Linked DNA regions of Homo sapiens: regions 1 and 2 are each linked to region 3. The links are chromatin contacts, found by Hi-C or POLR2A ChIA-PET in ENCODE. All regions are on one chromosome and are shown on one strand. Each heading gives the region's core, a stretch centred on a gene start or an enhancer-like site at or near the end of the contact. The rest is flanking DNA. Distances are from core to core; before and after follow the strand shown. Region 1 overlaps NOTCH3 (notch receptor 3). Region 2 overlaps BRD4 (bromodomain containing 4). Region 3 has its middle 47 kb from the start of CYP4F22.

Region 1 (3,653 bases), core at 153-2,652, 360 kb after region 3:
ACAGAAAGAGCTCAGCTTAAATTCTGGGGTCTGGGACACCTTGAGCATTCAAGCTTTTTGAGCCTCAGTTTTTGCATCTGGAAAATGGGGCAATAATAACTCCTGTATGCACTCAACATACATTAAGTGCTCAGAATATAGTATGTGCTCAACATAGGCATTATTATAAATAATAATGGTAGGGAGGCAGGAAACAGGTGCTCTAAGGAGAAGTCTCTCAAGGTTATGAGGAAATGCTTGGCTCCTTTCATGCTATCATTAATAACAGCAGTTCACGCAGTAGCCATTGATTGACTCATTAATGTATTCATTTATTCAGCATCATGTGTGCCAAGTACTGGGTCAGGCCCAAGCTGGGTGGGTCTGGGGTGATTTTAGACCAAGAAGAGCCGCTTTGAAGTTACACCTACATTTATTTTGGCTGGATCTCCCACTCGGGCTCACCTTTGTGGAGGGCTGAGCCTGACTGAGAGGGTTTCCTGGGGCTGGGGGGTCTGCGAAGGTGGGGCGGGATGGGGAAAAGTGTGACCTTACCTGGAGCCACACACCTGGGAGGGCGAGCGGTGGGGCCGGGCGCCTGCGCAGTGGAGCTCCGCGCCTGGAATACTGCCGACAGGTGAATGAGCCCGCGGCTGCCCCGCCCTTCGACAGGTGAATCACCGGCGCGCGCGGCGCCCGGAGCCCGGATCGCCCGGAGTGGAGCGGGCTCAGTCCTCCGAGTTGGGCTGTGGGAACCACTCCCTACACGCCCTCCACCCCCCACGAGTCTCTTTCACGGTCTCAAATACTCAAGTCCTTTCAAGGATGCCCCCAAGCTGTCACCCCACCCATGGATCCCCCAAGACCCCCCCACCGGCAGCAGACGTTTCCATAGACCTCGTCCCCATCTCCTAGTCCTCGCCTCACCCGCCGTGCCCCCCCTAACTAGGTCTGCGCTCCCCCCTCCGTCTCCCCCAAAGCTTAGGCCGTGGGGCGGGGCGCGGGCTGGGGCTGGAACCGGCCCGACCGGTCGGCGGGGGCGCGGGACGCAGAGCGTGGGAACCCGCCCGGGGCGTCGGGAGGGGGCCCGCGCGGGTCGCGCCCTGCCTGGCGGTGGGACCAGCTATCCTCGGCGCCCAGCGCAGCGCGCCCCCTCCCGACGCGCGGTCGGGGCCGCAGTGGTCGCCCTGCGGGCCTTGGAGGAGGGGACGGGAGCTGTGCCCTCCCCTCCCAACGCCACCCGCACCCTTGCTTGCTCGGCCGTGCCCCGACCTGTTTCGCTGGGGGCCGGGGTGGGGGGGATCTTGCGGGTGACGCTAAGGACTGAGTCAGCCGCTTGTTGAGTTCAGTCTCAGGCGTCTGGGACAAGCCGGAGGGAGGACAACCGCGCCAGGGGCGGAGGGTGGGGGGATAGAGGGGGGTGAGGGTTGGCAGCGTCGGGGGGCGGAGCTTGGACTCTCTGGCTTCTCTAAGCCCCTCCCTCTGACCCCGCTAGTGCCCCTTGGAGATTTCCAGTCTTAAGACCAACCCCTCCCAGTTCCAATTCCTCACACTCCTTGGTGGGCTTGGGGAGGGGGCTGCAGGTTGAAGGACCACCCCCCCAAGATGAGGGTACCAACAGTGGTGTCAGTACCCCAACCCTCCACCCTCCCATCCCTGCATAAGAGGCTATATAAGTCCCAGAGAAGGGACTTGAGGGTTTGTGGGAGCCCTGCTGTCTGTCCCTGTGAGTGAGAGTTGCTCATTTCCGCGTGGGATGCTGTGGGTTGGTGTCTTGAGTGCTGGCCAGGCCATGGCGTCCAATTGGTGTGTCCCTCTGTGTGTGTAGCTGTGGTTTCTGGGCCTGTCTGTGTGTGCCTGCGTGGTTGTGTCCTGGGGTCTGAGACTTCTTTTTTTCCTTTTCCTTTTTTTTTTTTTTTTTGAGATCGAGTATCGCTCTTGTTGCCCAGGCTGGAGTGCAGTGGCTCGATCTTGGCTCACTGCAGCCTCTATCTCCTGGGTTCAAGCGATTTTCCTGCCTCAGCCTCCGGAGTAGCTGGGATTACAGGCATGTGCCACCACACTTGGCTGATTTTTTGTGTTTTTAGTAGAGACGGAGTTTCTTCATGTTGGTCAGGCTGGTCTCGAACTCTTGATGTCAGGTGATCTACCTGCCTCGGTCTCCCAAAGTGTTGGGATTACAGGCGTGAGCCACCGCGCTTGGACATGGGTCTGAGACTTTTCATTTGCTGTTCCCTCTGCCTGGAATGCCGTTCCCCAGAAAGCCCCATGGCCCCCTCCTTACCTTCATATGTCTGTGAAAATAGAATTCCACCTCCTTGACCCCATCATTCTATCCCCCTTAACCCTGTGGTTTAGCTTCCTACGGCTGCTCTAACAAATTACCATAAACTGGGTAGCTTGAACAATAGTAATTTATTCTCTTGAAGTTCTGGAGGTTGGAAGTCTGAAATCAAGATATCGGCAGGGCTGAGCCTCTCCATGGGGACCCAGGGGAGAACTGACTCTTGCAGCTTCTGGTGGCTCCAGACGTTTCTCAGCTAGTGGCTGTCTCACTCCAGTCCCTGTCTCTGTCTTCTTCTCTTCCTTCTCCCACCCAAATCTCCTTTTGGCTGCCTCTCTCTTTTTTTGAGACAGAGTCTTGCTCTGTCACCCAGGCTGGAGTGCAGTGGTGCAATCTTAGTTCACTGCAGCCTTCAACTCCCAGGCTGAAGCGATCCTCCCACCTCAGCCTCCCAAGAAGCTGGGACTACAGGTGTGAGCCACCACGGCCAGCTAATCTTTTATTTTTATTTTTTAGGTGGAGTCTCTCTCTGTCACCCAGGCTGGAGTGCAGTGGCACGATCTCGGCTTACTGCAACCTCCGCCTCCCAGGTTCAAGCAATTCTTCTGTCTCAGCCTCCTGAGTAGCGGGGACTACACGAGTGCACCACCACGCCCAGCTAATTTTTGTATTTTTAGTAGCGACGAGGTTTCACCATATTGGCCAGGCTGGTCTTGAACTCCTGACCTCGTGATCCGCCCACCTCAGTCTCCCAGAGTGCTGGGATTACAGGCATGAGCCACTGCGCCTGGCCTGTTTGTTTTTTTTGTTTTTTGTTTTTTTTTGAGATGGAGTCTCCCTCTGTCAACCAGGCTGGAGTGCAGTGGTGCAATTTCGGCTCACTGCAACCTCCGCCTCCTGGGTTCAAGCGATTCTCCTGCCTCAGCCTCCAGAGTAGCTGGGATTACAGGCTCCTGCCACCATGCCCGGTTATAATTTTTAATTTTTTTTTGTGGAAAAAAAGTCTCCCTATGTTGCTCAAGCTGATCTTGAACTTCTGGCTTGAAGTGATTATCCTGTCTTGACCTCCCAAAGTGTTGGGATTACAGTTGTGAGCCGTTCTCTTGTATGAACACTTGTCACTGAATTTAGGGCCCAGGTGGATAATTCAGAATAATCTCATCTTGACATCTCTCATTTAATTACATCTGCATAGCCAGGCCTGGTGGCGTGTGCCTGTACTCCCAGCTACGCAGGAGGCTGAGACAAAGAATTGCTTGAACCCCGGGAGGTGGAGGTTGCAGTGAGCCAAGATCGCGCCACTGCACTGCAGCCTGGGTGACAGAGCAAGACTCCGTCTCTTAAAAAAAAAAAATTACATCTGCAAAGAGCCATTTAAAAAAAAAGTAAG
Region 2 (3,857 bases), core at 1,247-3,746, 270 kb after region 3:
GTGGCTGTGGAAGCCTGAGGAGTCGGTGCCTGCTCCTCTGAACTTTCCCTCCCCTCAGCAGATGGTACTGTTGCGTGTTCTCTCTGGTGCCAGTGAAAGAGCTCATTCATGCCATTCACAGAGTAGTGTGCTTAGAACTCAGCCCTCCTCCATCTGCAGGGGCAGGCACCCGCCACGGCTTAGTGGCCACCCTCGGGCGTTGACTTCCTCCCTTCGGCGGCCCTGTGTGTCTGCTGGGCAGTGCACCAGCCTGTGTAGCACCAGCTGCTCGGCTGCTTTGGTAAAAACAAGGGAAGACTGTGAAGCTGTTCTGTGCTCTGCACACCAGCAGGAGAAGCCAGCGGAGGGTGTGGATGGGCTTAGGGCAGTGTCTGCAGTTCCGGATGAATTCTGCCTGTGCCTTATAAACATCTTCTGGGAAGGAGCTGATTTTTGATGGGTGATTGTCCAAGTTTATAACTGGATCCTGTGTTTCACTCCTCTTCTTCTATTTATTTTTATTTATTATTTTTTGAGATGTGGTCTTGCTCTGTCACCAGTCTGGAGGGCAGATCATAGCTCACTGCAGCCTGAAACTCCTGGCTTCAAGCGATCCTTCCCAGCCACCCATAAATCCTTTTAATAAGTTGCAGATGTGATATTACCTCTGTGTACTTCAGCAAACATTTCTTAAGGGCATTCTCTTTGAAAGCAGGGACTGAAACATGTATTTGTACGCCCATGTTCATAGCAGCCCTATACACAGTAGCCAAAAGGTATTATAGAAGCAACCTGTGTCCATTGATGGATGGATAGATAGGCAAAATATGAAGTATTAATCAGCCTTAAGAAGGAATGAAATTCAGGCCAGGTACAGTGGCTCACACCTGTAATCCCAGCACTTTGGGAGGCCGAGGTGGGCAGATCATCTAAGTCAGGAGTTTGAGATCAGCCTGACCAAGTTGGTGAAACCCAGTCCCTACTAAAAATACAGAAATTAGCCAGACGTGGTGGCACGTGTCTGTAGTCCCAGCTACTCGGGAGGCTGAGGCACAAGAATCGCCGAACCCAGGAGGTGGAGGTTGCAATGAGCCTAGATCGTACCACTGCACTCCAGCTTGGGCGACAAAGGGAGACTGTCTCAAAAAAAAAAAAGAAATTCAGAGGTGCTACAATGTGGATGAACCTAGAAGACGTTATGCCAAGTGAAATACGACAACCACAAAAAGACAAATACTTTGTGGTTTCACTCACGCTGGGTACCTATAGGAGTCACTTCCACAGAGACAGAAAGTAGAATGGTGGTTGCCAGAGGCAGGGATTGGGAGTTAGTGTTTAGTGGATATATGGGTTACAGAGTTTGTTTTACAAGGTGAAAGCGTTCTGAAACGCCCAGTTGTGGTGGCTCATCTGTAGTCCCAGCACTTTGGGAGACTGAGGCAGGAATATTGCTTGAGCCCAGGAGTTTGAGACCAGCCTGAGCAACATAGCAAGACCCCATCTTTAAAGAAAATAAATACATAAATTAAAAAGTTCTGGAGCTAGATAGTGATTGCATAGTAGCGTGAATGCACTTAATGTCACCAAACTATACAGTAAAAAATGGTTAAAGTGGTAAGTTTTATGTTACATATATTTTACCATAATAAAAATAAGATTATTAAAGTTTTTACTGTGTCTTAAAAAAAAAAAGAATAAAGGCACTGTCCTCTAAAACCGCATAAACATTTTTTTGCATACAGGAAACTCAACAATGATTGTATCCTGTGTTGAGATTTCCCATATGTTTCCCCCATTCACACAGGTGATGTGTTAATACTAATGCTATGTTAATGTTTTCTTTTAAATAGATATATTTTAGTTGAGCAGGTTGATTTAAAGCACAGGTGGATCTGTGGGTGATAAAAGTGGTAGGTGTGGAAACTGACTGGGGTCTAACCAGCCTGAATGTGTAGTATTCCCCATCCCTGTGGCCCCAGAGCAGAGTTCCTAAAATGCCTGCCCTTGGCCTCCTAGCCAGTGAAACCTCTTAGATTTTCACAGTGAGGTCAGCACTAACCCCACGTGGCTCTTGAGCATCAAAAAATGTGGCTAGTGCTACCGAGGAAATGAATTTTTACTTTAATCAAATTCTAATTAATTTTCAAAGCTGATGCTCAGTTTAGTTAGTGAAAAACATCCAGATATGTTGGGGACACCTCGGGTATGTGAATCTACTTTTTCAGCTGCAAGTTTTATGGAATCTAAATACAGATCACATATTTTGGGTGAAAATTTAGCACCTGAATTGTGCTGTGACTGTGGGGCATGCACACTTAGATTTCACAGATTTAGTAAGGAAAAAAATGTTACACGTTTATATGTCGAAATGGTATTTTGGGTAAGCATACCTGCTTTCTCTGTTAATGTGGCTCCTAGAAATTTTAAAATGGCATGAGTAGCCACATTGTATTTCTGTTGGACATGCGCAGATGTGCAAGTATGGAGTTTCACTTCCTCCGTGCAGCAGCCACCTTCCTCTCCCATGCCCTCCACCTGATGTCCCTATTACTTCCCTGTCTCTGCTGCTGAAGTCTCTTTCTCGTCTTCTGTGCTAATAAGGCCTCCAGCCTGTGAGTACCACGGTGCCTGATTATGGTCTTGCTGCAGCACTGTGTTGGCTCCTCCATGTTAGGCCGGTGCAGGGGAGGGGCTATGCTCCTTTTCTCATCTGCTCGGGGTGGAGGGGACTGGACTGATTTGTGTTACTGGATACCTGAGGAAAGACCTTTGTCCCCCTTTGTCTGGCTTTTGGCCTTAGGTCCATAGGACAGAGGCGTGGGAAGAATTGGTGGGAGGGTATTGGGACTTAGGAGAGGGTAATGGGGCACCTCCTTGAGGTGGCTCCCTCCCTGGACGAGGCAAGCCTAGCATGGCATCTGGGAGAACCTGGGAATAACTTAGGGAGCTAGGGAAGGCCAGTGGGTCTCATGCTGCCAGCATGTTGCTCTCTGGCTCTCCTCACACACGCCTCCTAAAGCAGTTACTAAACTCAGAGTGGGCACCATCCTAACTAAGCCAGGTGTCTCTCCTGCTGTGCTTCGTGCCCCCACCCACCCCTGGCCATTTAAGTCCTCCTTAAAGTATTTTTTCCCTTTAGTTCCTGATTGATAACTATGTTGATGGTATTTCAGGGAGTTGGGAAAAACAAATGTAAAAAGTAGTAATAAAAATTAGCCAAAGTTTTATGTTATCTTGCCATCTCTTTTCTACTCAGGGATGTGCACTTTTTAAAATTTTTTCATTCTGTATGCTAGACCCTAGTCTAAGGCTTTATTTATGTGTGATGCACCTTATTTCTACATCCTTAGATTTTTTTTTCTTTTTTTGAGATGGGGTCTCACTCTGTCACCCAAGTTGGAGTGCAGTGGTGTGATTTCGGCTCACAGCAACCTCTGTCTCCCAGGCTCAAGCGATCCTCCCTCCTTGGCCTCCCAAGTAGCTGGAGCTGGGCAGAGTAGCTGGGACCACAGGCGTGCACCACCAAGCCTGGCTAATCTTTTGTATTTTTGGTAGAGACACGGTTTTGCCATGTTGCCCAGGCTGGGCCTGAACTCCTGAACTTAATCAGATTTTTAGTAGAAAGGTGGTGAGGCGTTCCTAGGGACTGCCACAGGTTCCATACGAGTGTGATAGTCGCTGCCCTGGGTTTTGGTTTCTATTGGTCTGAAAATTCCTTACCAGTTAAGTGGCTGTTACTCCTCAGTGGACTCAGAGGACAAGCTGGCCACATCTGCAGGGGAGTGAACTTAGGTTGTGTGATGGACTCTTGAGTCTGCAAGATGCCAACTTGGCTGCATCCAAGGCTCCCTTGTGGCACAGCACCCAGGGCTGCTCTG
Region 3 (3,655 bases), core at 78-2,577:
TCACTTGAACCCAGGAGGCAGAGGTTGCAGTGAGCCGAGATCATGCCACTGCACTCCAGCCTGGGTGACAGAGTGAGACCCTGTCTCCAAAAAAAAAATTTTTTTAATAAACAAAAAAAACCCGGTAACGTGTGCATAAATGCTTTTATATACATTGGAAAACGTTCATATATATATGAACGTTTTTTAATTTTTAAAAACTGAAAAAAGAGCACACCAAACTGCTGGGCCAGAGGTAGAAGCAGAAGCAGAAAGCGGAAGAATTTCCCTTTCAAATTTTACACTTATAACTTATTCCCTGCTCCTTCCATGTCCTTGAGGAGGGAGGAGGCTGTCAGGAGAGGAGTGAGCACCCAGCTTGTGGTCAGACAGCCCATAGTCAAAGCCAGGCTCTGCCACTCCCTCACTGCCGTGTGACCTTGGGCAAGTGATTTGCCCTCTCTGAGCCTCACATTCATCGTTGGTAAAAAAAATAAATAAAAGCGCACACTGACAGGCTTCTGGGGATTGGAGGAACCAGCACACATGTGTGTCTTAATTTGGGTTCCCTGGAACTAGACCTTAATACAAGGAGTTGAGTGCAAATCCTCTATCAGGAGGGTGACCATAAGACAAGAGTTCAACTGCCTGTTGTTTCTTTGGGAGGTGATCCCTGGAAACACAATTAGGGCAATGGAGAAGAGGGATGGGGAAGGGAAGGCAGCAGCAGTTAAAGGGACCTTTATTGAGGAAGTTTCCACTGTGGGTAGCTAGGGCTCAGCCCTGCCTAGTACCTCAGGGAGACAGAATAGAACATGCACCTCCCAGAACAAGGGAGTCTTCACCCCCAGAGAGAGGGAGCTGGGGTATTTATCCACCAATACCCACCAGTCATTACTGACAGCTTCCTCCAAGGGCATGATTTCTCCAGAATGTCCTGCCTGCACCGCACAGGTCAGACCTGGGGACAGAGGCAAGGGCTCTGACAGTGGCTCCAGCCATGAGCAGGAACACAGCCTGGTGTGTGTGGATAGTTACAGTGACTCAGTGAGTGGAGTTCTCCTCTCCTCTCCTTCCAACACACCCATCCATATGCGCACACACAGTCACACCGACACATACACGTTTACACACACTCGTGTGCACACTACAACACATGCACACACTGTTACCCAAATGCACCCAAACACATACGCGGTCACACATGCACGCTCAAACGTGCACGGACACAAAATTGAACGAATAGAGAATGGATCTCCAAATTGTCCAGCAGAGGGAGCGTTCTTCACACTCAGGAGGAAGGAGGTCCCACAGCCGCCAGCGACAGGACCAGACTTCGGTGTTTTGAGAATTACACTTGCAGTACGTGTAACAGGGCTCCGGGGACCCAGGGACCTTACTCCTCCCCTTCTCATTCTCATTTATTCACCCTCGTGGCCCTTGGCGGAAACTCAGTGTGCATTACAAGCATGATGATACCGGACTATTCGCATGACAAGAAAAAGCCGAGGTGCAGAGAGGGACAGTCACGTGCCCAAGGCCGCCCCTAGGAAGGAAGAGCCTAGATTGAGCCCACATATGTCGGATCTCAAGGCTAACTTCGTTTGCTAGTGGATGGCGAGGTTGCGCCGAAAAGGGCCCAGGAGATGTTTGGCAAAGGATGCGCTCTTGGAGACCCTCGGTTGGGAGGGGGGTGTAGGAGAGGCAGCACCTGCAAGATCCGGGTGGCTCACGTAGGGTCTGGGACTGTCTGTTTCCCATTCAGCCCCGGAGTACGTCGAACAGGGGATCCCGGCCGACGACCCCAGCACAGGCCACCGGGGGGCGCCCCAGGACACACGCCGCTGCTACTGCCTCTCGCACAGCCAGCCCCGCTTTAGCTCATCTCCTCCCCGCTCCAACTCTAGCCCAACCCCCGTCGACGCCCCCTTCTACGCTACGTGGCTAGGGATCTAGACCAGGACTGGGAGCCTGAGGGGTGGGGCAGAAGAGGACTCAGCGCCAGCGCTGAGGCCGCACCGAATGATCTTGGGTAAGTCACTTCATTCGGGGGCTCAGTTTCTACCTCTGTTAAACGGAATAATAAAAAGTGATCTTACAAGTCAGTATGAGGATTAAATGGGAATATATGGAAAGAGCACACAGGAAGCACTCAATCAAAAAAAAAAGTTTTGTTTTTGTTTTTCAGACCGAGTCTCGCTCTGTCACCCAGGCTGGAGTGCAGCGGCACTATCTTGGCTCACTGCAACCTCCGTCTCCCGGGTTCAAGCGATTCTCCTGTCTCGCCCTACCGAGTAGCTGGGACTACAGGCGCGTGCCACCACTCCCGTCTGATTTTTTTTTTATTTTTAGTAGAGACAGTGTTTCACCGTGTTAGCCAGGATGATCTCAATCTCCTGACCTCGTGATCCGCCCGCCTCGGCCTCCCAAAGTGCTGGGATTACAGGAGTCAGCCACCGCGCCCTGCCCTAATTTTTTGTATTTTAAGTAGAGATGGAGTTTCACCATGTTGGCCAGGCTGGTCTGGAACTCCTCGCCTCAACTGATCCGCCCACCCCGGCGTCCCAAAGTGCTGGGATTACAGGTGTGAGCTACCACGCCTGGCCTCATAATTGTTAGGTTAACTTTGGAGACCACCCCCAGGGCTCCCTTAAGCCCTTACTCCATACACACACACACACACACACACACACACACACGCGCGCGCGCGCGTGCGCGCACACACACACGCACACATGAGATCTCACCCAGTCTTAAAGTTTTGCTTTCTTTTCTGTTTTTTTTTTTTTGTTTTTTTTTTTTTGTTTGTTTTGGTTCTCCAGTTCATGGTTTTTAATTAGCAGAACTGTTGCCTTTGGGACTGGATAATTACTTGTTTTATTGAGCTAGGTATCCTTTGTCTTGTAGAATGTTTAGCAGAGTGCTGGGTCCCTACCCTCTAGACGCAAATAGTAACCACCGGTTGTGACAACCAAAAATGTTTCCAAATAACAACGAATGTCATCTGGTAGGAAAAATCACCCCCATTTGAAATCGCTTCACTAGCTTTTGGAAAAATATATAAAATATTTATACTAAGGCTTCCCAAATATACATGCCCAACCCAAAACTCTTGAATTGGAGAACCGTTTATTCGACTGACATGTCCAATTCCTCTGAACCAAAACTGACATCCTGACATCTCCCACAAAACAACTTACTCCACTCAGCATTCCCCACGTCAGCTGATGGCAGTTCCATTTTTCCAGATGTTCAAGCCCAAACCTAGTGTCCCCCACTTCTTTCAAACTTCACGTTTTATCCACCACCAAGCCTGACAGCACTGCCTTTGTGAACAGTCACTCCTCCTTGGAATCCAATTGCTCTTGATCACATCTAAAGACCCCGGCTTGGTTGAAGCCACCATCATGTCTCACCTGGACGAATGCAGTCACCCCTAACTGATCTGCCTAGTCCCATCTTTGCTCACACTGTCTCTGTTTAACAGAGCACACAAAGTCCTGTGGAAGTCCTGGCATGGTGGCTCACACCTGTAATTCCAGCACTTTGGGAGGCTGAGGTGGGAGGATCGCTTGAGACCAGGAGTTCAAGACCAGCCTGGGCAACATGGTAAGACCCCCGTCTCGATAACAAATACAAAGCTTAGCTGGGCATGGTGGTGTGTGCCTGTGGTCCC

Evidence for each region. Hi-C counts contacts between places; a loop is a spot of excess contacts on that map. ChIA-PET counts read pairs that join two places held with the same protein, here RNA polymerase II (POLR2A). Pooled maps may share reads with other maps.
Region 1: a pooled map shows a loop between it and region 3 (2.6-fold over the local background). The contact joins two enhancer-like sites. A Hi-C loop is called at or near these places in 8 of 168 maps with a recorded cell type or tissue (GM12878, K562, Ramos and 4 more), 1 of 37 single-sample maps with no recorded cell type and 6 of 50 pooled maps. POLR2A ChIA-PET finds 5 or more read pairs at or near these places in 1 of 52 experiments (K562).
Region 2: a loop to region 3 is called in a map with no recorded cell type, with 7 times the contacts of the local background. The contact joins two enhancer-like sites. A Hi-C loop is called at or near these places in 2 of 168 maps with a recorded cell type or tissue (lower leg skin and upper lobe of right lung), 5 of 37 single-sample maps with no recorded cell type and 8 of 50 pooled maps. POLR2A ChIA-PET finds 5 or more read pairs at or near these places in 3 of 52 experiments (OCI-LY7, T-cell and activated T-cell).

The regions. Positions count from the first base shown.
Region 1 is chr19:15,193,205-15,196,857 of GRCh38, reverse strand. The region is part of intron 2 of NOTCH3 (notch receptor 3); the gene reads left to right. Among named protein-coding and RNA genes, the nearest start is that of NOTCH3, 6.0 kb to the left of the region's middle. RefSeq lists enhancers at 1,292-1,792, 1,793-2,293. Within about 2 kb of position 1,402, at least 20 of the 41 ENCODE cell types and tissues checked have a DNase peak (open chromatin) inside an H3K27ac peak, as active enhancers do.
Region 2 is chr19:15,285,055-15,288,911 of GRCh38, reverse strand. The region is part of intron 1 of BRD4 (bromodomain containing 4); the gene reads left to right. Among named protein-coding and RNA genes, the nearest start is that of BRD4, 46 kb to the left of the region's middle. RefSeq lists an enhancer at 2,722-2,771. Within about 2 kb of position 2,496, at least 5 of the 41 ENCODE cell types and tissues checked have a DNase peak (open chromatin) inside an H3K27ac peak, as active enhancers do.
Region 3 is chr19:15,554,168-15,557,822 of GRCh38, reverse strand. No RefSeq gene overlaps it. Among named protein-coding and RNA genes, the nearest start is that of CYP4F22, 47 kb to the right of the region's middle. RefSeq lists an enhancer at 1,351-1,490 and a silencer at 1,951-2,010. Within about 2 kb of position 1,327, at least 11 of the 41 ENCODE cell types and tissues checked have a DNase peak (open chromatin) inside an H3K27ac peak, as active enhancers do.